2 separate regions of the Homo sapiens genome follow, and region 2 is linked to region 1. Evidence: chromatin loops called from intact Hi-C (ENCODE). Cell type or tissue: dorsolateral prefrontal cortex. All regions are shown on one strand. Links, peaks and the distances in the headings refer to the core of each region. The heading gives the core; the rest is flanking DNA. Region 1 overlaps THEMIS (thymocyte selection associated). Region 2 overlaps PTPRK (protein tyrosine phosphatase receptor type K).

The links. Peaks named below come from ENCODE experiments on the same cell type or tissue, not always from the same donor. Only the 100,000 strongest peaks of a DNase experiment are listed, where the experiment ranks them.
Region 2: it touches region 1 in a loop (2.8-fold over the local background); 6 of 110 quality-filtered maps call a loop at or near these places.

What each region holds. Positions count from the first base shown.
Region 1 is chr6:127,871,378-127,881,685 of GRCh38, forward strand. All of the region lies in intron 1 of THEMIS (thymocyte selection associated), which reads right to left. Among named protein-coding and RNA genes, the nearest start is that of THEMIS, 25 kb to the right of the region's middle. In dorsolateral prefrontal cortex, for the core only: no CTCF peak of the experiment used is centred there; a DNase peak (open chromatin) is centred at 8,494; H3K4me3 peaks cover 672 bases.
Region 2 is chr6:127,959,652-127,976,276 of GRCh38, forward strand. It overlaps PTPRK (protein tyrosine phosphatase receptor type K), which reads right to left. Exons shown (of 30, transcript NM_002844.4): 28 at 14,013-14,176; 29 at 13,371-13,506; 30 at 9,134-10,629. The coding sequence ends at 10,576. Among named protein-coding and RNA genes, the nearest start is that of PTPRK-AS1, 60 kb to the right of the region's middle. In dorsolateral prefrontal cortex, for the core only: no CTCF peak of the experiment used is centred there; no DNase peak of the experiment used is centred there; H3K27ac peaks cover 1,904 bases.

The sequences.
Region 1 (10,308 bases), core at 6,309-10,308:
CTAAGGCAGTACTGAGAGGATAACTTTTAGCACTGAATGGTGATATTAGAAAAGAGCAATAGCCTCAAATCAGTAATCTAAGCTCATAATTCAAGAATATGGAAAAAGAAACAGAAAAAAATAAAGAAAATCAATGAAGCAAAGAGAAGATTCTTTGAAAATATCAATAAAATTGATAAAATACTAGCAACTCTGAAAAAGAAAAAATGAGAAAAGACACAAATTATCAATAAGAGGATAGCACTACAGAACATTCAGACATCAAAAATGTAATAAGGGAATCAATTTTACCACATAATTTGACAATTTAGTTGAAATAAACCAGTTCCTCCAAAAGAGAAAAAACCAACAAAATATACTACTTCTCATCCAGTATGAAATAGATAACTTGTTCAGTCCGATAACTATTAAGGAAATTTAATTCATATTATAAAACTCCCAAAAAAGAAATCTCCAGGCCCTGATTGTTTCACTGGAAACAATCTGCCAAACTTCTAAGGAAATATTTTCAACAATTCTAGATAATCTCTTTCAGAACATGGAAGGGGGAATACTCACCAATTTAGCTAGTGAAGCTAGTATTGCCATTATACCCAAACCAGACAGACAGCACACATCAAAAAAATAAACAAATAAATAAAATAAACCAATTCATTAATATAGACAAAAATCCTTCACAGAAATTTAGCAAATAGAATCTAGCAATATATAAAAAGAATTATACACCATGACCAAGTGTGGTTAATGCCAGGAATACAAGGCTGGATCAATATCAACAAAGCAATCAATGTAATCTACTACATTAACAGGCTAAAAAAAGGTATGGCAGCAGGTGCAAATGATCATTTCAGTTGATGCAGAAAAATCATTTAACAAAATTTTACACCTATTTATTTAAAAAACAAACTCTTACGCTGGGAGTGGTGGCTCACACCTGTAATCCCAGCACTTTGTGAGACCGAAGCAGGTGGATCACTTGAAGCCAGGAGTTTGAGACCAGCCTGGCCAATATGGTGAAACTCCATCTCTACTAAAAAGACAAAAATTAGCCGGGCACAATGGCAGACACCTGTAATCCCAGTTACTCAGGAGGCTGAGGCAGGAAACCCAGTAAGCAGAGGTTGCAGTGAGCCGAGATTGCGCCACTGCACTGCAGCCTGGGTGACAGAGTGAGACTCTGTCTCAAAAGAAAAAAACAAAAAACTCTCAGAAAAACTAGGAGTACAGAGAAATTGCTTAAATTGGTAAGGATAATCTATAAAACAAACAAGCAAAACAAAAACAAAAACTTTACAGATAAAATTATACTTGGTGGTCAAAACCTGAATGTTTTCTCCCTAAGATCAGAAACAAGTCCAGGCTATCCACTCTAACCACTCTTATGCAAATAGTCCTAGAAATTTTAGCCAGTGCAATAAAGCAAGAAAATAAAATAAAAATCATACACCTTGGAAAGGAAAAAATAAAACAGTCCCTGTTTCCAAATGACATAATTATCTACACAGAAAATCCAAAGGAATCTAAAAAAACAAAACAAAACACTATTAGAACTATTAAGTGAGTTCACCAAAGTTGTAGAATACTAGAATAATATTCAAAAATCAGTTTTATTTCTGAAACTAGCTATGAACCTGTGGATAATGAAATTCAAAATAAAATATTTGTGATTGCTCAAAAAATGAAATACTTAGTCATCAGTGTAATAGAACATGTACAGAACTTGTATGCTGAAAACTAAAAGATGTTGATGTGAGAAATTAATGATCTTAACAAATGGAATGGAAAGACATACTGTTTTCATTCATTGAAAGTCTCAACAACGTAAAGATGTCAATTTTCCTCAAATTGATATACAGGTCAATGCAATTCTTATCAACATTTTTGTAAATTTTTTGTAGGTATAGATGAGATCATTCTGAATTGCATATGGAAAGACAAAGGAACTAGACACGCTAAAACAATTTCGTAAAAGAAGACCAAAGGAGGTAGGAATTCAACTACCCAAGTCAAGACATATTATTTAACTACAGTAATCAGAACTGTATAGTTAGTGGCAGAGGAATAGATATACGTATTAAAGGAAGAAAATGTACTCCCCCAAAAACAGCGCCACAGAAATAAGCCCATCTGATTTTTGACAAATTTGCAAAAGCAATTCAAAAGCAAGCTTTTTAAAGAACAACAACAAAGTACTGGAAAAATTGGACATCCATAAAATTAAAATAATTAACCTAGTACTGGTTACCCTTAAACAATGTAGGGGTTAAGGGCACTGGCCTTGTGCAGTCAAAAATCCATGTTACAGCATCTGTCTTTCCCAAAACTTAACTACTAATAGGCTACTGTTGACTGGAAGCATTCCCAATAACATAAAGTCAATTAACACATATTTTGTATGTTATGTGTATTACATACCGTATTTTTACAATAAAATAAGCTAGCGAAAAGAAAATGTCACTAAGAAAATCATAAGGAATAGAAAATGCATTCATAGTATTGCATTTATTGATACCATAAGTTTACATCATTTGTTTATAAGATCTGTCTGAAATGGTGGGCAGCCATGGCTGCAGACCTCAATCTATGGTACATATCAAGGAATTCAACTTTTTCTTGCAATGTTATGACTTTTGTTTACTTTTTGGGAATACCAATAGCATCATTAGTAGCACTTTGTAGGTCTCATGCTGTTTTCAAGGTTTACGGTATAGCACTATGATGGAACGTTTGTACACGAGAATGAGCTCACTTTTTACTGCAATTCACAATTTGTAGGAGAGGATGAGTACTCAAAAGGAGATGATTAGTGTAACAGGGTGTTTTAATTGGATGCTTCCAACACTTGAGCTCATCACAATAGCAACAGAACAGGGCTACAAAATTATTATGGTAGAACAATATTACTATAGTTAATTTTATGTAGTTGTGATTTAACACTGCATCTGTTACATGTGTTTACCTTTCTCTCAACTGTGACTAGCACCATAAACAGTCTGTAAAGGCATGTGCAAGTTTTGAAAAATGTTAACTTTTTATAATAGATTTGTGTATATTTTATGGTAGTATACGATAAAATAGATTAGTAGCTACATATATTGTATGGATTCATGACATACCTAATTTTCTTAGTTTTTATCTTAAATATTTCTAGGCTACGTTGTGAGTTTTTTCAAATTGTTTCAAATCTCCAAAAAAATCTCCAATATATTTATTTTTAAAAATCTGCATATAAGTGGACCCACAAAATTCAAACCATTTGTTCAAGAGTCAAGTGTACTAAACTTCACATTATACACACACAAATATTGACTCAAAATGGATTCTGAACTTAAATTTGAAAGGAGTTAAGAAGAAGGTATGGCTATAAAAAAGCAACATGGGTGATGTGATGATATAAATATTTTGTCTCTTGACTGTAACAATGTCAATATCCTGGTTGTAATATTGTATTACAGTTTTGTAAGACCTTATCATTGAGGGAAGTTGAGTAAAGCAGGGGTCTGCAACCCCTGGGCCACAGACTGGTGCTGGCCGCACAGCAGGAGGTGAGCAGCTGAACAGCCAGCAAAGCTGAGCTTCACCTTTCATCAGATCAGCGGGCATTAGATTCTCCTAGGAGCAGAAACCCTATTGTGAACTGTGCATGCATGCAGGGGATCTAGGTTGTGTGCTCCTTATAAGAATCTAATAATCTGATGATAAATGTAGTGTGTACTTGAAACATCCCCAAAACCTCTGCCCCTGCAATCAATGGAAAAATTGTCTTTCACGAAACCAGTCCCTGGTCCCAAAAATTTGGGAACCACTGGAGTAAAAGATACATGGGATCTCTTTGTATTATTTCTTACAACTGCATATGAATCTGCATTCATCTCAAAATAAAGAGTTTATTTTGTTTAACTTAAATAAATGTGTGTATGTGTGCAACTTTTGACACCAGTGACAGAGAAAGTCTTTGTCAAACACAGAAGCATGTGCATACAAGGTGAAGTAGTAGAAGAAGCCTCAACACAATGTAGAAACCCCCAAACTGCAGAAAGCCATTAGGGAAGTCAACATAGCAGGGAGAAAGGCGAGTAGGTTTGTTGATATTGGAAATGTGAGTCTCTTCCCACCTTGAGACTTCCAGAGGGACTCCACAGTGGAACTATCCAGTAAAACTTTCTGCAATGTTGGAAATATAATCTGAGCTGCCCAATACTGCAGCTAATAGCCACGTGAGGCTCTTGAGCACTTAAATGTAACTAATGTAACGGAGGAACTCAAGTTTTACATACATTTACTTTTACTTAATTTAAACTTAAAGAGCCACATAGGACTAGTGACTACTGTATTGAACAGCACAGTGGTATAAAAAGATTAAAAACAAAAATGAGAGCTGCAGTTTTGCCATTGGTAGACTGTTTCAGAGCTTTGGTAATTTGGTCATCTATGTGTCATGTGTCACCTTGATTGTCCTCTCATGCCGATGAAGTTAGCAACAAACAAATCGAAGTATAATCCTCTACATAGTTGACATGTGATTATAGCTAAATGAGGTCAGTCTGGATGTCTGGTTATTAATATTGATAGAAAGGGCATTCCAGAAAGTAAAAATACCACTTTTAAGATTTAAACAAATTAATGTGTTAACCGATTATCTGACATCCAATGTTTTCCTACATGATCTGATTACAAAATAAAAATTCAGTGATTGGAGAAAACTCAAGAAGAATATATTGGAAATGCAGGCAATATAGCATTGTTATTGTAAGAAATTTTTCCTCAGTTGTCACAGAGTGGCAAGAGACACTACAGGCAATGAAATGTGTTACAGAGTGAACCAGGCATGCACAAGCGTCTAAATAAGATGACAGCTGCAAATATCAAAATGATCCACCAGCAGGCACTGGCACTAGTGAATTTCAAGTGAAAAAAATAAGATCGAACTGACTTCCAGATTGAGGTGCTGGGGTATTAGGAGAATGATAGGGCACTAAGATTCATTGATGCAGAAAAATAGGGAAGGAAGCAAAGAGTTCAGTTCTTGATATATTGTTTCTTACATCAAATGGTCATCCTTAAACAGAGATGGTCCTGTCTAATTCCTTTTCAACAATTGTTTGCATACAGACTGTCTTAGAATGGGGAAAGTTTTAAAATACAGATTCTTGGGTTATCTTCCAAAATTCTCAACCAGATTCTCCATGGTGAAACCCACAAATATGCAGTATTTTAAAGTTCCTTAGTAAATTGCAAAGTTTGGTTAGGTTTGCAAATATTGTAGCATATTAAGCAGGTAAAGGAAAGTCAGGAGACAACATAAATCAACTTAGAATAGCATATGGATTTAAGAGTTAGTTAAAGATATAGTGTGAAAACAAAACTAAACGAAAGCAATTAACTATGGCTAGATCTGCCTCCACTCAGAGTGACAATAGAGCATCTTGGACATACGTGGAAATAAATTTTTAAGATTATTATAATACCCTTATAATTTACTTAAAATACTTCAGCTAGATAATGAAATACATCTAGGCATATCTCAGAGATATTGCAGATTTGGTTCTAGACCACTGCAATAAATGAATATTACAATAAGGCAAGTCACACAAATTTTTTGGTTTCTCAGTGCATATAAAAATTATATTTACAGTATACTGTAGTCTATTAAGTATCCAATAGAATTATGTCTAAAAAATAATGTATATACCTTAATTTAAAACCAATGTGTTGCTAAAAACTGCTAACAATCCTCTGAGTCTTCAGAGAGTCATAATCTTTTTGCTGGTAGAGGGTCCTGCCTTGATGTTGACGGCCTTGATCTGAATTAGGATTTGGCTAAGAGAATGTTGTGGCTGATGTGATCTTCTATTCACACCACTAAAACTTTCTTATCAGCAATAAGGCTGTTTTTCTTTCTTATCATTCATATATTCACTGGAGTAGTACATTTAATTTCCTTCAAGAACTTTTCCTTTACAATAACAGCTTGACTAACTGCTTGGCACAAGAAGCCTAGCCTTTAGCCTATATTGGCTTTTGACGTTCCTTCCACACTAAGCTTAATCATTTCTAGCTTTTGATTGAAAGTGAGAGAGTATGACTCTTCCTTTCACTTGAACATTTAAGAGGCCAGCATAGGGTTATTAATTTGCCTAATTTCGATATTGTTGTGTCTCAGGGAATAGGCAGACACAAGGAGAGGAAGAGATGGGGAAGAAATGGCTGGTCGAGGGAGCAGTTGGACACACAACATTTATTAAATTTTCCATCTTATATGCTCACTGTTCGTGGTGCCCCAAAACAATAACAATAGTAGCATCAAAGATCATTGATTGCAGATGATTACAACAAATATACTAATGAAAAAGTTTGAAATACTGCAAGAATTACCAAAATGTGGCACAGAGACACAAAGGGAGAACACATTGGTGGAAAATGGTGCCAATAGAATTGCTCGATACAGGTGTGCCACAATCCTTCAATTTGTTAAAAAAGAAAAAGCAATATTTACTTGTGAAGCACAAAAAAAAATGAAGTATGCCTGTATGCATCTGTTCAAGAGTTTTAACCACAGGGAAAGGATCAGGAAAATGCTAGTTCTCATTTGAGATACACTAATCAGAAATAAAACCCAGGGTGGCTACACAACATGCAAAGACTAATCAAAGGTCCATGCTCTTAAAACAACTACCGCAAATATCACATGCTTTTGTTTCCTATTAATACAGGCTTTGTTAATTAGAATAATGGTTTTTAGTAAGGCTGCTTCATGGGTGAAATCAGTGGTGTTCAAAATGTGTTCATTAGTTGCAAATATAACATAGGCATTCCTGTTCTTGCAAAGTGGTATAAGAATCTTGTGAACCCAACATGGGCCCTATGCTCTACCGTTCCAGCTCAGCAGCTGATTCAAAACAGTTTTGTTACCTGATTCTAACTAGAAGGGTAGCTGAATCCTGCTGCTGAAACACAGTTGCAGAAGTCTCTAATGAACTTTTCAGGCAAGGTACTGTCAGACAGCTTCAAAAGACAGCTGGGACTACATCAAGCTGACACGTGGCCATATAGCTGTTATTATATCTATTTGCAAAAAAAAAATGCTTTTTACATTTGGCAAAATTTGATGTTAGACTTTTTTTGGTTGTACTAGGCCTTCAGGTTTATGGGGTAAGAGACTGATAGCTATCATCTACTTTCAAGAACTGAAGGCTATGAGTATCGACCAAAAATAACCAAATTAAGGTGAATGACAAAATGGATTCTGGTCAGTTGGGACCAAAAGTCATTTTCTCCAGAAAGGTTGGCATGAATTTTTTTCTAGTGACTCTTAATAAATAAGATGAGATTAATACTTCTCAATAAATTAATAAATAGAAATTTCTGAATATTACTGAGCAGTGAGCCTGTGGTTTTCTAAAAACATGATGCTTTCTTGAATAATTCTGCTTTGTCTTTCAAAGGGATCTGAATTAGAAAAGCAACTAGCATGAAGCCCAGCAGTAAAAATAAAATGCTATAGGTCACTTGTCAGATGAATGGCATCTATCAGTAGTTAATTTCCACTGTCAGGTTTTTAATGAATTGCTTATTGTTTCTAGTAAGAAGAGAAATTTCTTAACAGCAGAAATTAAAAATTGTATTCTTGTTTATATCTTTGTGGATTAAAATACTAATTTAAATGGTAAAGCCTCTGTTACAATAAGAAGTAATTTGCTAGATGTCAATTTAGGAAAAAAAATCTTTTTCAAAAGAATGCTATTTCTAATGCACAGAGGAAAATGTTCTCTGAGGTATATTACATGAAAATTTCGGTGTTCTAATTATTGTTGACAGAAACAATATCAATCCAGGAATGATCCTCTAACCTGTTGAGCATATGTTAACAAATAGCATATCTTAAAATGCCTTTGTAACTCTTATGTCTAACTCTGCAAGAGGCTTGGACTTTTTTGAGAGTTAGGGCCATGATGATTGTGTGATCTTTATTGCTCCAAATTCAGCATCCTGACAGGTATTAGGTAGCCACTCAAAGAGTGTCAGCTGGATAAATGAATATTCTTGGACATTCATTTACTCATTGATTATCTGTTTCCTTATATTTAAGTATCATGAAGAAAGATAATTGTTGCTCCTGTTAATATGAAAAGAAAGTTTTATTCTTCTCTTTATTGATAATGGCTGAAATAATTTTCTAAAAATGTGTGTAAATGTCTCTGTAAAATGAGATTAGTTTCAGTGATCTAGAATGCTGTGTCACTCTGAAAAAAAAAAAAGAACAGATTTACCAGAAATGTAGAATATTGCTTTTTTAAAAAATGAGCAAATTATTTGCGGGCAGGGTGTAGAAAAAGAAAGAAAAAAAACGAGGACTTAGTGCAGTCGGGGAAGAAGGATGGAGAAGCTGCCTCTGGCCTTCCGTGAGCTGGAGCTGCTGGACTGGATCCTAACCAAGCTGGTCTTCAACTATTTACAACCCGGCTGCCTAGGCCACTTCCACAGTTTGGTATTTTCCCTACCAGCTCCGGGAAATGCGCCCCCACCTCGGGCACCTGATTTCCTCCCAGCTGCGAAGCCCACCCTGCCCAGACTCCTCCCCCGGGTGTAGCCCAGTCACGCAGGTTACAGCCATGCCGTTTTCCTCCATTTTTTAGGCATGCAATGCATGTACAGTTGATCTGCCACTTTTTAGGTGCCATCTCTATTATTATCCTCTAATTATATTATGTATCTTTTCTTTGAATGAAAAATTTGATGGCTGGGGCTTTTATTTTATATGTTCCCCTTTTCCATGCATCATGTTTCACCACAGCATACAACAGGTGCTCAAAGTAAATTTGCGTCAAACAGTACATTAAAATTATCCAATCTCATTTGTCTAAAGTTAAAAGGAGGATGGAAGGGAGGGAAAAATGGAGGGCAAGCCTGTATCTCATCTAAGATTAGTTCAAATTACCATTATTTCAAAATTCCATAAACTCTTTGAGCAAGCCAAATAGCTGCTGATCTTTATTTAATTACTGGAATAAATATATATGCTGTGTTTAGATAGATGGGTTAGGACAACTGTTAGTCATTTTAAAAATCAGGGTGGTTTCTGCTAATGAACAGTTATTTCTGAACTCACATGATTTGATTTCAGGAGTCCTGAGGAAAAAAAAAAAACTTTTTTGAATATGTTTTAAGCTTTTCCTGATGCCAAAAGACAAATTAAAAAAAAAAAAAAAAAGCACTTTGGTCTGTGGTTAGAAGGTTAGAATTCACACATTGTTTATGGGGCAGGTGTTCTTTCCTTAACTGACATAAATGCTGAATCACTAAAACCAACCCTTCTAATGTAGACAAAAAACCTCTTGAGTCCTATCTATTTTTTGTAAGAACCAGAAAATCAGACAGCTAATCTGTTTATGTAGAGTAGCTGAAAATTGCCTCCCAAAAAACTTGTCCTAATAAGTTATTTTTAAAATAACAACAAAAAAGTATTTTTAAGTAATGACTGACCATTTCCATGTAAAAAGTTTTATTTCCTGTGAAAAAGTATTTCATTTAAAGACATTTCATTTCACAACTTTTGTTAAAATCTTAGTTTTAAAAGACGCGATGATTCCAAGTATTTATTGAGTGTGAAACAAATTAGATGTTCCAAGTAAAATGTAAAGTTTTTAAATTCAAGAACTTGACTATTGCATCAAAGCAGACATTTCTAAAATCCAAGTTTTATCATCTTTTTTTGCACACTAACTTGAAGTCACTTTCTTTCCCATCTCAACACTTATTCACTGGTCATTTAGCAGTGCCTAACAAAATCTACCAGTATCATAATATACAAAACCATAAAACTACTAATCTTAAAGTAAGTCTTGCTTTTTATTTTTCTTTAGTGAATGTTTTAAAGTTAAATAATTGACCAATAATTTGTACTTGTTAAAAATGAATTTAGCCAATTAATATCTTTAACCAAAATTTTCATTTCACAGAATTTGAAAATCTAGCAGATAATAAAAAATAAAATTTTACTTAATCTCTTGCTCATTACTTGTTTATACTTACAAAATGAAGGAAGTACATACATAATCTATATTTATAGGATTATAGGAAAAAACATTTGCCAGTACTCCATTTTGTAACTTTGTATTGCATAGTCAAAATTGGTACTTAACAACAAAGAACTTAGTTATCTTTAAGTATGAACACTCTATTATAAATGTAAATCTCATACTCCATTGTACAAAAATGTCCACATTTTGGCACATCTTCACTTAAGTAAATAACACAAAAAGTTTTCTGGCAGTTATTTTCCTCTACAGCTTTTGAAAATAATACAAC
Region 2 (16,625 bases), core at 5,529-9,528, 87 kb after region 1:
GGAGTGGACAGGGGTGTCGGGTTTTTGTACTGATTGGGTGATTGCTACTAATTGTCAAGTACACGGTTGCTGGGGCCAGGATAACTGTTTAGAATTCAAGGGCTTTTCTGGAGCACCTCTGTTGTGGCTTGAATGGTGCTCCCCACCCCCAATCCCGAAAAGATGTGGCTTTCTAGACCTGTGAATGTAATATTATTTGGAAAAAGGGTTTTTTCTTTTTTGCACTTTTAATTAAAGTAAGGATCTTGAAATGAGATCATCCTGAATTATCAGGGTGAGCCCTAAATCTGATGACAGGTGTCTTTGAAGAAGACATGGATCAGAAGAGGAGAAATGCAGAGGAGTAGTCCATGAGAAGGTGGAGGCATAGATTAGGGTGATACATCTACAAGTCAAGAATGTTAAAGATCCAAAGAATGCCAAAGGTCACCGGCAGCCAAAGAGTCTTGGAGAGAAGCATGGGACAGATTTTCCCTAAGAGCTTCAAAAAGGAATCAACTATGCCAATACCGTGATGTCTGATTTCTGGCCTCCAGAACCGTGAGAGGATAAAGTTTCATTGTTTGAAGCCACCAAGTTAGTGGTAACTTGTTATAGTAGCCACAGGAAACTGGAGAAACGTCTCTGTATTTTCATGTCTAGTACTAATGGTTAACAGGAAATAAAAGCAGCCCAATAAAAGCGGTTCTAGATGCTTCAGATATTAAGATTTGGGTTATCTCACTCTCAGGTGCTGGTTGAGGGCAATGGGGCAATGGGCCTGTATCCCATAAAAGGGAAACCATAAATACGAACCATGGTCTCATGGCCCCGTTACAGAAATGAGGATTATAGGAGCCATGTGTATTTTCTTCATTGTTTGTAGTGTATATTTTTATATACATTAATTATATTTTTTCCACTTTCACTCCCTCTTGTATTAGTTTTCCATGCAATGTAATGAATTACCACAAACTCAGAGACTTAAAAAACAATATACATATATGATCTCACACTTTCTGTGGATAGGAAGTCTAGGCATGCCTTAGCTGGGTCCTCTGCAAAGCTGCAATCTATGTGCTTTCCTGTCCAGATCTTGGAAGTCCAAAAGTGTTTCCTCCTCTTCTATTTTCTTGGAAAAGATTGTGTAGAATCAGTGCTAATTCTTTACATGTTTATTAGAAATTTCCAATGAAACAATCTAAGCTCAGATATTTCTTTTTTGAGATTTTTAAATTATAAATTCAGTTTCTTTAATGGTACTGCTTTTATTGGGTTGCTTTTATTTTCCGTATTTTCCAGAATATCAATTTTATCTTAGTTGCGTTTTAACAGTTAGTAGTATTTCAGAAATTTGCTCTCTTTTTTTTGTAAATTGTCCAATTTTTTAATATAAAGTTTTTTTGCAGTATTCTCTATCTTTTTTTAAATTTCGACTTCTATTTTAGATACAGTAGGTGTATGTTCAGGTTTGTTAAATGGGAATATTCTGTGGTGCTGAAGTTTGGAGTACAGATACTGTCACCCAAAAAGCGAGCATAGTACCTGATAGTTTTGTAACGCCCCGCCCCCCATTCTCTAGTACTCCACAGCGTCTATTGTTCTTGTATTTATGTCCATGTGTACTCTAGCTCCCATTTATGAGTGAGAGCATGTGGTATTTGGTCTTCTGTTCCTGCCTTAATTTGCTTAGAATTATGGCCTTAAGCTCCATTCATTTTGCTGCAAAGGACATAATTTCATCCTTTTTTTGTGGCTGCATGGTATTCCATCATGTGTATGTACCACATTATCTTTATCCAAGCTATCATTGATGGGCCCCTGAGTTGAATCCATGTCTTTGCTATTGTGAATAGCATAAGGATGAACATACAAGTGCATGTGTCTTTTTGGCAGAATGATTTATGTTCTTTTGGGCATAATGGGGTTGCTGTAATGGGATTGCTGGCTCAACTATCTTTTTAATGTGTGCAGTATCTATAATGATGTTCTGTTTCAATCTTGATACTTATTTTTTTCTCTTAATTTTTGTCTGTCTTGTTAGAGATTTATCGATTTTATTAATATTTTGGAATTTTTTTATTGATATTCTCTAATGTTTTATTATTTTCATTGCCATTGATTTCTGCTCTTATCTTTATTATTTCCTTCCTTCTGTTTGCTTTTGTTTTCCTTCTTCTTTTTGTGTTTTCATGAGATAGGTTCTTAGGTAATTGATTTGAGAGCTTCCATCACTTCAAACGTAAGCATTTAATGCTATAAATTTCCTGCTCAGGACTACTTCAGGTGTCTCTCAGAAATTTTGATACTTACAGTTCTTCCAGTTCTGTTCTAAAAAGTTTCCTTTGAAACTTTTTCCTTGACTCATGAAATACTTGGTAGAGTATAGCTTAATTACCATGTGTTTAGAGACTTTCCTACTGTCTTTCTGTTATTTAATTCTAGTTTGATATCTTTATGGCCAAAGACCATACTCTACAGAATTATTTTAAATGTGTTTTGTTGAGGTTTGTGTTATGGTCCATGACATAATTTATCTTGGTAAATGTTCCATAGGAACTGGAATAAAGTGTATTCTGCTGTTGTTGAGTATTCTATATTTCATCAATTAGATCTGGTGATTGATTGTATTGTAGATTTCTATATCTTTGTGGATTTTCTGTCTAGTAATTCTACCAGTTGCAGAAAGTGGGTATTTGAAGTTTCCAACCATAATTGTAGATTTCTCTAATTTCATCTCTATCAGTTTTTGATTCACGCATTTGGGGACTCTGTGTTTTGGTATGTATAGTTAGCACTATTATGTCTTCCTTGTGGATTGATCCTTTTATCATTAGTTAATCACCCTCTATGTCTGCAGTAATTTTATTTTTGCATGAGTCTACTTTAGCAGATATTACTATAGCTACTCATGATTTTTTAAATTCACTGTTTGCATGGTATACATACACCATTTTCCTTCCCTTTACTCTCAACCTACCCATTTCATTGAATATGAACTGATATTCTTATACATATTATATAGGTGGGTCATGTTCTTTGTAGTTGGCTTTTATGCAGTCTGTCAAATTATATGTTTTATTGGCTTTTTAAAAAAAACTTTTAAAGTAATTATTGATAGTTTAGCAACTGTCATTTATTTGTTTTCTGTTTATTTTCTCTGGTTCTTATTCATCTGTTTCTCTTTCCTTACCTTCCTTTGGGTTATGTGAACATGTTTTAGGATTCCATCCTGATTCACTTATAGTGCATTTGAGCATATTTTTTCATATACTTTTCTCAGTGGTTTCTTTGATGATTATCCTGTAACATGTGATGTGTTACAATCTAGTGGTATCAATATTTTACCATGTCGAGTGAAGTATAAAAATCTTACTTCTACTTAGATGTCTTTCCTTTCCCACTTTTAACTATCATTTTATTGAGTTTCAGATGGTGTTGGAATTTTTTTGTTTCAATCATCAAAAACGACCTATGAGACAAATACATGTAAATAATGTTTTTGTAGGTACCCATAATTCTACTATCCATTGTTCTTTCTCCTTTCCTGATACTTGAAAATTCCTTCTTCTATCATTTACTTCCTGTTTGAAGACCTTCTTCAGCAAATCTTCAAGGGAAGGTCTCCTGGCAACAAGGTAACATAAGCCAATAGCCTGCAAAGCTTAAACTATTTACGGGATGGCCCTCTTCAGATAGACATATGACTTCACTAGGTTTTAATTTCTTAACCTTAACAACAAGGGCATAGGATTAGATAATTTCTAATGTCCCTCTAATATTCTATAATTTCATGAGAAAAATATCAATCCTCTAATTTCTTACGAGAAAATGAGATTCTTTTTCCTCAATGATCACATTTGATCACAGGCAATAAAAAACTTGACGTTGAAAAATAAGTCAAATTAATGAATACATACTTTATCATTCCAAGAATATAACATGAAGGTGAAATCAATTTTGGTCTGCTGACTGTGCTTCAGGTAATTAGATTTGTAGAACTAGAGTTCAGGTTCCCATTGTGAGCTGGCAACAGCCCACACTGCTTTACACCTGCCATGGAAGTCAGCAGGCATCATCACAATCTGGAAATGCGATGCTTCCACAGATGCTATTCTGCACTTGTGACTAAAATCGTTCTGGCTGTCCCACGGCTCACAGAACAACTGCTCCCCTTTTGAGTTCTCAGTATTATTATTTCCAGAAGAATTATCTCCTACTCATCATTTTGGGGAGTGCTTACTAGGTAAAATGTGTGAATTATTTTCTGAAACATGCTCTTCTGAATTTAGTCCAGGTACAAAGGAGCAGAAAGAGAAGCTGATCTTGTTTTTGTTGTTGTTTTGTTTTTATCTTAGGAGTCAAGATTCATCTACATGTATTTTTAAAACAGAAAAATATGTAAGGAAACAAGGCAAATAGGAAAAAAGAACATGTATGGAAAACAGTTATGATGGCTATTTTAAGACAGCTAAAACTCATATTTCTTTTAAATGATTTAAAAAAGTTAAAACAGTAAAACCAGTTATTCCATAATGGAGGTCACAGACTGGGAGCCTGAAGCTCTTACACAACCACAGCAAGTGTAGCCTTCAGACAGGGTTGGTTTGTTCTGCACAGAATTGGGCCAGAGGTTTGTTTTCATCTGTATTTCTAAACTTAATTGGTTACCAACATTCGGAAAAGTTTCTAAATTAATCTAAACATTTTGATTTCTACATTCTCTTGGGAAATGGGCCATGCTTGGGTCCATATTCCTGTGCAGCAAAGGCTGCAGGAAGGTAGTGCTGCTGCAGGTGTTGCATGTGCTTTCGAGTCCCAGTGGGGGCAGCCCTCCCCACATTGCTCCCTTTTGTCCCCATGTCAAACAGCAGGTACCATTTATTATCACTCACATTTTTTTGTGTTTCTTACAGTACAGCTGAATATGGCAGAATATCTAGTATCCATTTTTGAATCAACAGTGGGAAAATGCAAGATTAATCAATAGGAACATGTGTTTTAATAAAACTAGGAGGCAGAATTTTCTTGTAGAGATGAAAAATATTCCTATTAGGAAACACACAAGCTAAGGACGTTCATTGTAATAATATGACCTGAGTGACCATTCTTAAATATACATGGCTCACTTCCCACACTCATGGTCCCTGCTGGCCTTGCAGGCATGAATTTCCAACTCTTTTCTCAACAAATAGTAGGTGGATGCCATGACATTCATATTTTTCTCTACTTTCTCAGTTAGATTTTGTCTCCCCAACCATGCAGCATTGTCTAAATGCATGTACGTTCTAATTTCTATTTAAGAAAAGAGGCCAGGCATGGTGGCTCATGCCTATAATCCTAGCACTTTGGGAGGCCGAGGTGGGTGGATCACGAGGTCAGGAGTTTGAGACCAGCCTGGCCAACAAGGTGAAACCCCGTCTCTACTAAAAATACAAAAATTAGCCAGGTGTGGTGGCGCACACCTGTAATCCCAGCTACTCGGGAGGCTGAGGCAGGAGAATCACTTGAACTCAGGAGGCAGAGGTTGCAGTGAGCTGAGATCACGCCACTGCACTCCAGCCTGGGAGATGGAGTGAGACTTTGTCTCAAGAAATAAAATAAAATAAAGTAAATATAAAAACAAGAAAAGAAGTCATTGGTGACTCAATTTAGACATTCCTGTTCTTCATATTCTATATCTGAATAGACTGCATAGATTATATCTAAGTACTGAGGGTTGGATTCTTATGGCCTAAGTGCTACATATTCCTGACGGAATCAAGACTAATATATCCTAAAAGACTAATCAAATCTGCCCAGAGAACATGAGAAGGAAGGCATTTTATGACAGATAACATCTCATGATGATGGACTTGCCAATTGTATTAAATGATCGACAATACTTAACATCTAACACAGAAAATTGAGTGCTGATTTATTCCGATGTAGTTGATTAGTTTCAACATAGTCTTAACATTAAAGAAGGAGCTTTCAGATATTCCATAGTGACCTACGTTTGCTTCAATGATTTAGAAACTCTCCATTGGTGTCTTTCCGGATTTGATAACAACAGGGTCTCTGTGTTGTTCGTTATCTTCCAGGTTAGCTAGCATTTCAATTCACTTTGGAGGAAGCTGGAAGTTCAGAAGTGTCATATATATCTACCACATTTCCATTGATTTTTGGCCAATTTATATTCCAAAAAGCCACTTATAGCTACTTAAAGTAGCCTTTCCTTTTAGTTTCAGAGAGATATAATAATACTCGAATACTCTGCAGACTGCTTGAACAGACTGGAGTTGTGAACAAATTCAGGTATCTCTTCTACTCCAAACCTCCCTAAGCTGTGAGGCTATGAAATAATATGTAAGTAGAAATGATTAAGGGAGGCACAGCCAGCCGCCTTCTAGCTTCACTCAGTGTTGAATGAAATGGCACATAGACTCTACACTAAGTAGGGGTGTTTACTAAAACACTGAAATAAGTCTAGGAAGGATGTGGAGTCTCTGCCTATGGAAACATTTTATAAGGTAAATATTACATATTATACCCAGGGTATGTGATGGATTATTGATTTCTGGCTATTTTGTTATTAAAAAGAATGCTTGCCAAAGTGCACAGAAATTAAATATAAATGCTGAATTGTCACTCCCCTATGAAAGTTAGGCAAATCTCTGGGCATGGTGGCTCACACCTGTAATCCCAGCACTTTGGGAGGCCAAGACGGGTGGATCCCCTGATGTCAGGAGTTCAAGACCAGCCTGGCCAACATGGCAAACCCCCGTCTCTGCTAAAAATACAAAAATTAGTGGGACGCGGTGGCAGGTGCCTGTAATCCCAGCTACTTGGGAGGCTGGGGCAGGAGAATCGCCTGAACCTGGGAGGTGGAGGTTGCAGTGAGCCAAGATCGCACCATTGCACTCCAGCCTGGGCGACAAAAGCGAAACTCCATCTCAAAAAAAAAAAAAAAGGCAAATCTCAAAGGTGGTCTTCCAAAGCTAGTAGACTGCCCACCTCATATTTTCAGTTGAGCTACAATCAGCCCCTGCTCTTCTGCATTTTAGTATTTACTGGTATCTATTAAGTTCAGGTGCTAAGAACCTCTTGCCTTACACCATTTTCTGGAAGGAGAGTAGATATGAGAAGGAGCAGCCTTTGGTGTCTGACTTCCAAGTTTACGACATGAATGCCTGGAACTCAAGAGATTCTTGTGGTAATATGAATACTGAATGAGCACATCAGCACATCAGTGTGGAGATAAACATGCAGCCTCTCCATGTCCAGGCAAAAAATATCTCCCCTTTTGTTTATCTTTCAATGTCAGAGATCATTTGGCTGCAACACAGCAACACCTTTATCTAAAGACTGATGGTTAATACTGAGTGTCAACTTGATTGGATTGAAGGATACAAAGTATTAATCCTGGGTGTGTCTATGTGTTGCCAAAAGAGGTTAACATTTGAGTCAGTGGGCTGGGGAAGGCAGATCCACCCTTAATCTGGTGGGGACAATCTAATCAGCTGCCAGCAAATATAAAGCAGGCAGAAAAACGTGAAAAGGCAAGACTGGCCTAATCTCCCTGCCTACATCTTTCGCCTGTGCTGGATGCTTCCTGCCCTTGAACATCTGACTCCAAGTTCTTCCATTTTGAAACTCAGACTGGCTCTCCTCCTCCTCAAGCTTGCAGACAGCCTATTGTGGGACCTTGTGATCATGTAAGTTAACACTTAATAAACTCCTTTATATATTTATCCTATTAGTTCTGTCTCTCTAGAGAATCCTGACTAATACAGACTCCAAAGCCTAAGTATTAGAAAAGGCTAGGAGACAACTCTAAGAGAGATAACACTTATTTCCAAGAATGGTTTTAAAACTCAAAAATTCCCAGTTGCTGGTGTGTCTCTGGCCCACACACTTCCAACATCTCCTTAGTGATAGTTATAGAAAGGGGGTCTGTAAAATTCAACGACATGACAGCCATTTAAGGAATAACTAAATTAGGAATAGGAAGCCCTAAACTATGAAAAGCATGTAGAGCTGTGCCAGTGGAAGAGGACCCCACCCCCAGCCAGCACCAGGACATCCGCCCAGAGGGACATGGCTGGGGGTGTCGGAGAACATAGTCATGCACAAGACTACTTAGGGAGCCCTTAAGGGTATAAGATATGAGCTTTTGAATATGAGTTTTGAGAGCAACAGGCAACCCCTCTTCCATTGTCTCCTGATCAAGTGGCTTCTGTGGTGCCCAAACAAAGCAAGCATGATATTTCAATTTCCTGTTACAAAGAAAGAGAACTCTTGTTCTTTGAATTACAGAGGCTGCACAGACCTCTGAGCTTTGTGGACAGTTGTGCTCATGATAACTTTGCTGGTGTGTGGTGCAGTCATGAGCAGAAATGAAGTCAGTGTCACACAGTGAAACAGAATCTTCTATAGGATAACATAATAAACATTACCGGGTAAAAAAAATCTTGGGCGAGTTTGTGGATTTTTTTTTGTTAAATGCCTCCATGTTTAAATGAAAATCAGCTTTCCTAAGAAAAGTTTGCTTTATCTGAATTTTTTAAAAAGTCACGCATTTTCTAATAAAGTACATAGCAAATGGGAGATTGAAGATGTCCATTATGATAATAATACTTTAAGAGAAAATTGATTAATGAGGAACAATAGAAATGAAATTCTAAATTTTTTTGTCTATCTTTGTGACATTTGGGAAACAATGTGTTTAGTGGTAAAGACATAGCTGCTAAGTAGGAATGAATCTGTTGACAAATCATGTACCTTCTCATTAGCTTCCATTTCATCATCTGTAAAATAGGGATCATAAGTACCATTTGTCATGTTGGTTATAAGAAAAAAGTAAGATGTGTATTATATAAATGGATAGTGACAAACACAAATGGAAAATGTGTATTACATACATGGATAAATATAGAAACCAACAAACAAAAAATGATGTCAATCTCCTGGCCTTTTCCATCTCCACCTACTGGACATTTTGGCATTAAATTAAGAAAATAAAAATAAAAGAAACTAGAGGTTGGAAATCAGTTTTACTCTTTAAATAGAGTTTTTGTGGCCTACTTGTATCAACGAGTATAGGAATAAGCTACTCATTTAGTGGTGAATGCATAAACATTAAGAGGAAAAAATGATGTGCAAACAATAACTGTTATAATTATAAAAACTTTATTTCATTCTTACTTTAATTAAATCTTTATAAGCACCATGTCATGAGCTGGCAATCTAGAAAGAGGACACTGGAATGCTTTAGTCAATTACAAACTGCAAGCTGATGATGTGAAGTTACAGCTACGTGGAGCATGTGAACAAGACCACATTTAGAAAGGTTCACTTAAGAATCCCATGACAATGCGCAAAACAGGAATCTGGCATTGATTTGTTCACACTTTTTATAGTCAGAACGCAAAGCTTGTGCATGTAAACATCAAGAGAAACATTTTATCACCCTGACAGTTTACAGTTTGCTCAAATTTGACCCTGAAAGCATATATGTTGCCATCTTGTTTTCTTGACCAGTGCTGGGCCACAGGCTGAAAAACTCCATTCCTTTAAAATTTAAATGATGCTTAAAGGCTATGTTCAACATTGTGCAAGTTGTCAGCAAGGCCTTTTAATGTGTACATTTCTCATGTATGATCACCAAACCATTATTTACCTAATGAAATTGTGAAAAACTATACATATTCAGCAAAATGTTTTAATTTGGTCCTATATTAAAAGACCCAATTGCCAAGGGATTTTACACAAATTTAATTCACAAGCATGTACACAAGAGAATCACTATAAAGAACATTGCTTCCTGGTTTATGAATAAAAAGTTTATCTTCTACTTACACTAAAACATACAAAAAATAATCTACAAAAATCGTTTACAATTGATTTTAGCTAAAGAAAAAGCTTTCTTCAGGAAAAAAAAGATGATTGTGTGGTGGTAGTATTTTAGCCATCAAAAAAGGAATGTAAGTAACCAATAAATATAATGTGCTTTCTCCATATAGACATATTTACACTTGAGTCTTTGGCTTATGTTATTTTCTAAAAAGAACTTTAAATGATCCAGCCATCATTGCACATTAAAAGAAAATAAGCCAGTTATATATATTTATATATTTATATAGAGATCTGCTACACTGGAAACATATAAAAAACGAACTTTACTATGAATTTGCACAGCTTTTCTTTTCTTCTTCCTTTTAAGATTCATCAGCTTTCATTTTAGAAAGGGAGAAAAATGCCACGTAGAAAGTATGAACTCATGCAACATGTGGTAGCTGCTCTACTGAAACCATGAGAAAAAAGGTGGCATGTTCACTGTACAAACACCAATACGTTCTCATTTCAATCTGGTTCTTATTAAATATAATTTATGTGGCATGAAATGTTGATGCTTTAATATAGTAATAAAAACTAATTCAGTCCTTTTTATTAAGATACACAACTTCATAAAAAAAATACTTTTACCTCTCAAATGTAAAAGTCTCCCACCCCCCACATTAAAATCTTTCTGCACAAGTGTAACAGGTACAACAGCTGCTGGCTCAATAGATGGACAGGTTTCTTCATGGATGCACTTTAAAGAGTCTCACCCAACTAAGATGATTCCAGGTACTCCAAAGCTACATCATAGCAGAAACGGTATTGCTCCTGAAAGATGTCAAAACACAAAGAGTGAGAAAACTTAAGAAAGAGACTAATGTTGAATAACAGTTACCAAATGAAACTTGACAACCAATTTAGATTACTCAAGGATTACAATTTATTTTTTCTATATATGAGATTAATATCTAGGCATACATATTTTATACTTGAGTCTAATGATCCATTTAAGAAAAAGGAAATTTATCTTAAAAAGACATTTTATCTTTGCCGCATATTTTCTATCAATTTTTTAAATATCTATAATTTTTTATCTGTTTATAATAGTAATATTTGATCATTACAGAACAATTCTGTACAAATATAAAGAATATACACATTCTGAACAAACATAAAGAATGAGAAAAAGAGCTATAATTCTATCATCAGAAGAAATTGTTAAAATATCACCTTAGTTTGCCTCAGTTCTTTTTGTGCATGGTTGAAATAATTATCTTAGAATAAATATAACTATGTATATTTCAAAATATAATTTTAAATGTAACTTTTAAAATTTAACATTGTTACAATTCTTTTTCCATGTTATTTAACATCTTTTAATACCACATAAAAATCAAATATATGTATTGTTTGACTATTAAGTTGCTTTTATTTTTTTCTCTATTTTATAATGCTACAGTGATAAACTGCAAATGTTTTTCTCCATATATTTCAGATGATTTCCTTGAGAAAAAAAAAGCCAGCCATTTTAAACAGCCATTTATGCAATTTCAAGTTCTTAATTTTTGACACTGTTTTTGTCCATCAGAGTATTTAAGCAAATTTTTCAAGAATGGTTAGTGATCCTTAAATTTTGAGCCTACTTATACCTGAAAATGTATTTCTGCTGCCTTTATATGTTTAAGACAACATATTGGCAATAAAATTTTTGAGTTAAAACTGCCTTTCCTCTAAGCCCATCTATGGACTTGCTCCATAATAAGAATTTAGAAAAATTCAGAGACCATATCATAAACTATTACTTATAATATGCAATTCATTTAAAAATTCCCAACTCAGTTCATTCAAGTGGGTAAAATTCAGGCTGGAGAACAGTCTAAAATGCATATTATTTTGGAATAGAAGTTCGAGGTGTCTCCAGCAATAAACTAGGGTAATAAAACTTTCCTTAAGAGGTCTTTATCATTCCAACACTATTCACCAAGTAGTTATGATTCAAATTCACCTACCACTGTGGCGAGTGCATTCAAGGAACCAAAATGTGCCTAGAAATAGTTATGTCTCTTTAAGCAGTCTCCAGCAATATTGCCTTCACTCTAAATCTCCTCACCAAACTCCTCAGCTCAACTCCACAGCTCACTAAACTAATCATCAACACTGATTAAACACAAATCAGAGGGTGGGGTGTTCAGGATTCACGGGACATGAATGTAAAGGAAAATAGTAACTTTTTGGAAGGTCCCAGAATGGCACAGTTTAACCATAGATTTTTTTTTTAATTAAAAAAGGTGGGAAATCAGTTAAATTTGAAGGTAAAAGTTGAATTCTGAAGTCAGAAATGATCCCACTGATGATTTTAAGACTTGACCTGAAAAATGGAGGCAGAGTTTACATCAAGAAATCTTCAAATCGCAAAGTTTAGAGACATAACCACTATTCATTTAGTTGCTAAGACGATCTGAGAGTTCTCCCTCAAAAATCCCTCCGATTCATCCCCCCTTTCTCATCTCCATAGCCAGCACCCCAATCAAAACCAATGTAATCTTGTGTAGACAGCTGCAACAACCCAGGGAAATGAGGTGGTGTAGGGAGTTTGAGGACACCTGTAGAAAGGGTGGAAGTCTGGTACCGCTTGTAAAAGTGAAACAGTACAAACCTAAGTCTTCAGATTTTGTCTCAGGAAGCAACGCAACTCTTGTGCGAGCAATCCATGAGCAGGAAGTGGTGAAATACTTTAAAGGTTTATTGAATTGCTCATTCTAGTTATCTGATCATCTTGATAAATGTAGGGCAAGCAACAATGATGCCTTGGTTTTTCTGGTTTACTTTTCTGTGAGCATACACTACACAGCTGCTCCCAACCTGATCCCACCATGCACATACATATGTGTAACCCACAGATATCTCTCGTTAGAAGTAAAATGTGTTAGATAAGTGTAACTTTCTTTCTTACTCTGCATACAGCTTCACCTAGATGAACTGTCACACACACACATACCTATCAGCTCTTATTTTGTAAGCTATGTTCTGACTTTACGAGCCTTGACAAGCTCAAGTAGCATGATATGAACTGCCCTCTACAGTTGGTAAAAGCTGAAAACTTAACCATGATAGTTTAACCATTTACAATTTGATCAGAAAATGAATGAATAATTATAGATAATGACAAAACTAAATTTCATTGCCTTTTAAAAATACTGGGTGTCTAAGGTACTGATGAAACCTATATCCCTTAGACATACAGCCTTGATATAGGATTTATTCTTCTTATAGGACCATTTACCAAAGTTTACTGCAGCAAATATTTTTTGGCTATAACAGAAAAAAAATCCTACAAATTTCCCAAATTAAATGAAAATAGTTTCATGATTAGCAGTTTATGCAATACGTGATTAAGTGTCTGTGGGTAGAGGGGGATGCTCAGCAATGTATTAATTAGGCAGGAAAGTCCCCACAACGTCTCATTTTCACATCTGATTCCCTATGTGTGTATGAAGTCAAATCAATAAGTAGGTATATGACTAACTAATCTCTAAGATGCCTTCCAAATCTAAGATTCTGTGACTCACCGGGGCTTCCACCATGTTTGGCTTGCTGTTCCTCAGTGTCTTTACTGCATGGAAAACATCGACAACATTTTGCCGTTTCACCATTTCAACAACGATGCCTATAGCACAGAACATGCCACTTCGCCCGCCACCATTTCTGAAAGCAAAGAAAGCAAAGGCATTTTAGATAGCAGCACCAAGTGACCACAGGTCACACCATCATATATGTTTGGGAAAATAAGACATTGTAGTTTTAATTGTTTTCCATTTGTGTCTTAATTTTGCTTTATATGTGTACAAGGCAGAGAGGAGAAAACTTGAGGATGAAATTAGATCAGTAGCTTATACTCAGGAAAATGCTATAGGCATAGATTGCTGCAATCTAGACTTTGAGATTCTGATATATTTGTAAACTGTGTAAATCAGAAGTTGTTACGAGTAGTGTTCCAAAGAGTTTAAATAATATAGCTATATAATAATCAATATTTAGAAAATATACAAAATAAACTTAGTAGTTAATTATAGACTCATGAGACAGGAAGACTGTTTAAAAATAACATCTATGGGAGGTCCATAAGATGCAAGCCAGATAGTCTTTAACATTGAAAATGAGAAAATAAGCACCAAGGCCCCATGAATGACAGGCTGAGCTGCCCTACTCACAGGCAGTGGATAATCGTCCGGCCTTCCCCTTCCTCGCATTCCTCCTGCCACTTTTCCACCTGAAGTATCAGTTTCAAGAATGACCTTTTGGATCCAGGCACTTCTCGATGAGAAGCCCATCCTAGGTACTGAAACTGTTGCACCATCAGATAACCTTCCTGTGGCTGTAGAGGGAAGTGTTTTTATGTAAATACGCTGGGACTACAATTTTTACTAAAAAGTAAAAGGTGCATATAATTTACAATACAAATGGCATCTACACTGGATTGAGTCTAGCTGATATAAATCCTCAATATGTACATGCTAGTAAAAAAACATTCTAAGTGACAACAGCAGGAAACATGGCAATCATCCTTTATACCTGTTTCTCCCTCGCACTATGTATCCAGTAATTCATTACTACGATTACATTTCCTAAATAACTTTCAGATTCATTGCCTTCTCTTTATCACCACTGACATCAATACACTACTAGTCACAGGTTCTGATAATTACCTCCTAGCTGATCTCCCTGAATAAACTTTGATCTCCTTCCAGTCCATTCTTACTATAGGCATCATGATTATTTTGAACTGCAGATACAATCTTGTCATTTCCTGCTTTAATGATTTTCAAATGATCTTAGCATAAAATCCAAATTGTTGTCATGGCTTAAAAAAACTTATGTGATCTGGCTCCACCCCCTTCTTCAACCTTCTCTTTGTCTTCTTTTAATCCATATATCAAGTCTCTTCTTGCCTTGGGGACTTTGCATATACTGTATGTACCCTTTGCCTTGAATACTTCTTCCTTGCTTGGTCTTCTCAATCCCAAATAGAATGACCAACTTGTCCCAGGTTGGCCTGGGACTTCTCTGGTCTTAGCACTGAAGGCTGTGTGTCTTGGGAAAGCTCCTGCCCTGGGCAAACCAGGATGGTGGGTTACATCAACCCCCAACTAATTTCTATTGATTCATTAAATTTTGGCTTAAATACTACTATCGCAAAGAGGTCATCTCTGATCACACAGTTATGTCAGATCACCCAGTTAAACACTCTATATTCTTTACTCTTTCACTGTAAAATGCATCACTTTTATACAAAAAGGATTATACAATTTTCATGTAATGCTTTTCTTCCTGAAAAAAATAAAGATTCCTTAAGTACACGGAAATCTTTTTTTCCTACACTCTGTATCAGTAGAACTTTGCATAATACTTCCCCAAAAGTAGTAGTGTTGAAAGAATGAATCAAAACCTTAAACCTTGAAATAAAAATATCAGGAAGAATATGTAATATATGAGTAAATCATATCAGATTGGCAAGAGCCCATGCATCTTTTGGTAGATTACAAGCCCTACTTAGTACTCTACAAACTTGTTGGTACATGTTAAATGTTTGATGCAGTTAAATATATTAAATATATTAAATGATGAGAGTGAGAACAGAAAAAAAATCATGTACTAATAAGGACCAGAATACCAAATACAGAGGCAGTTCAATAAGTAAGCAAACAAATAAATAAATATGCTGACAAAAATATAACATTTCAGTTCCTGTTCCTAGAATATTTTTCACATAAACTGCTCAATTAACAGACAAGCCTTACTGTCTTCAGCAGTTCTGTTTTTTTCCAACTCAAATATTACTAGAACCATAATGTAACAGATGTGCAGACATAATGAGATTCCATTTAAATTAACATCTAAGATATGCATGAATATTATGAGATGATTGAAGTTATCCTTTTTTTCTCCACTGAAATGAGCAATAGGAGTCGATATGATTCCATTCCCTGCTCATAGTTATATACATATAGACTTATTAACCAGACACACACGTAGTCATTTTGATATGAGAGACACTGAAACATGATAATCCTAATCACACACTTAAAATACATACCCACAGAGCTGGTGCTTTAAAAAACAGAGTAATGTTTCTCTCTAAAAAGAGCTTAATTTCATGAAAGTTACTAATGTTTTCTTTTCCAATTCTGCTTGTTATTTGGTTACATAATCTAAATTGTTTTTATTAATATCTTTTTTTGGGGGACGAAGTCTCGCTCTATACAGCCTGGGGTGCAGTGGCGTGATCTCAGCTCACTACAACTTCTGCCTCCCGGGTTCAAATGATTCTGCTGCCTCAGCCTCCCCACTAGCTGGGACTACAGGCATGCCACCACCATGTCCAGCTAATTTTTGTATTTTTAGTAGAGATGGGGTTTCACCACGTTGCCAGGCTGGTCTTGAACTCCTGACCTTATGATCTGCCCGCCTTGGCCTCCCAAAGTGCTGGAATTACAGGCATGAGGCACTGTGCCCGGGCTTTATTAGCACTTTTTTTTTTAAGATCTTCCCCACCCACATTGAATTTGTCATGTAGTGGAAAGCAAATGAGGAGTCAGAGAAAGACGATACAGTTACTACTTTGCTGCTGGGAAAAGGCATGGTGGTAGCAGCACTGGTTCTACCTTTAGATCTGCTTAGAGCCATAGGTTGAGACGTTTAGGAAGATGAAATTGCAGGTAGGATAATCAATAATGAACTTGGAACAGTGACATGGAACCCTTCTATAATGGTTGATCCAACATGTCTCTTTCCTCCTGCAGTACAGTTTCTCTGTCATTATTGTT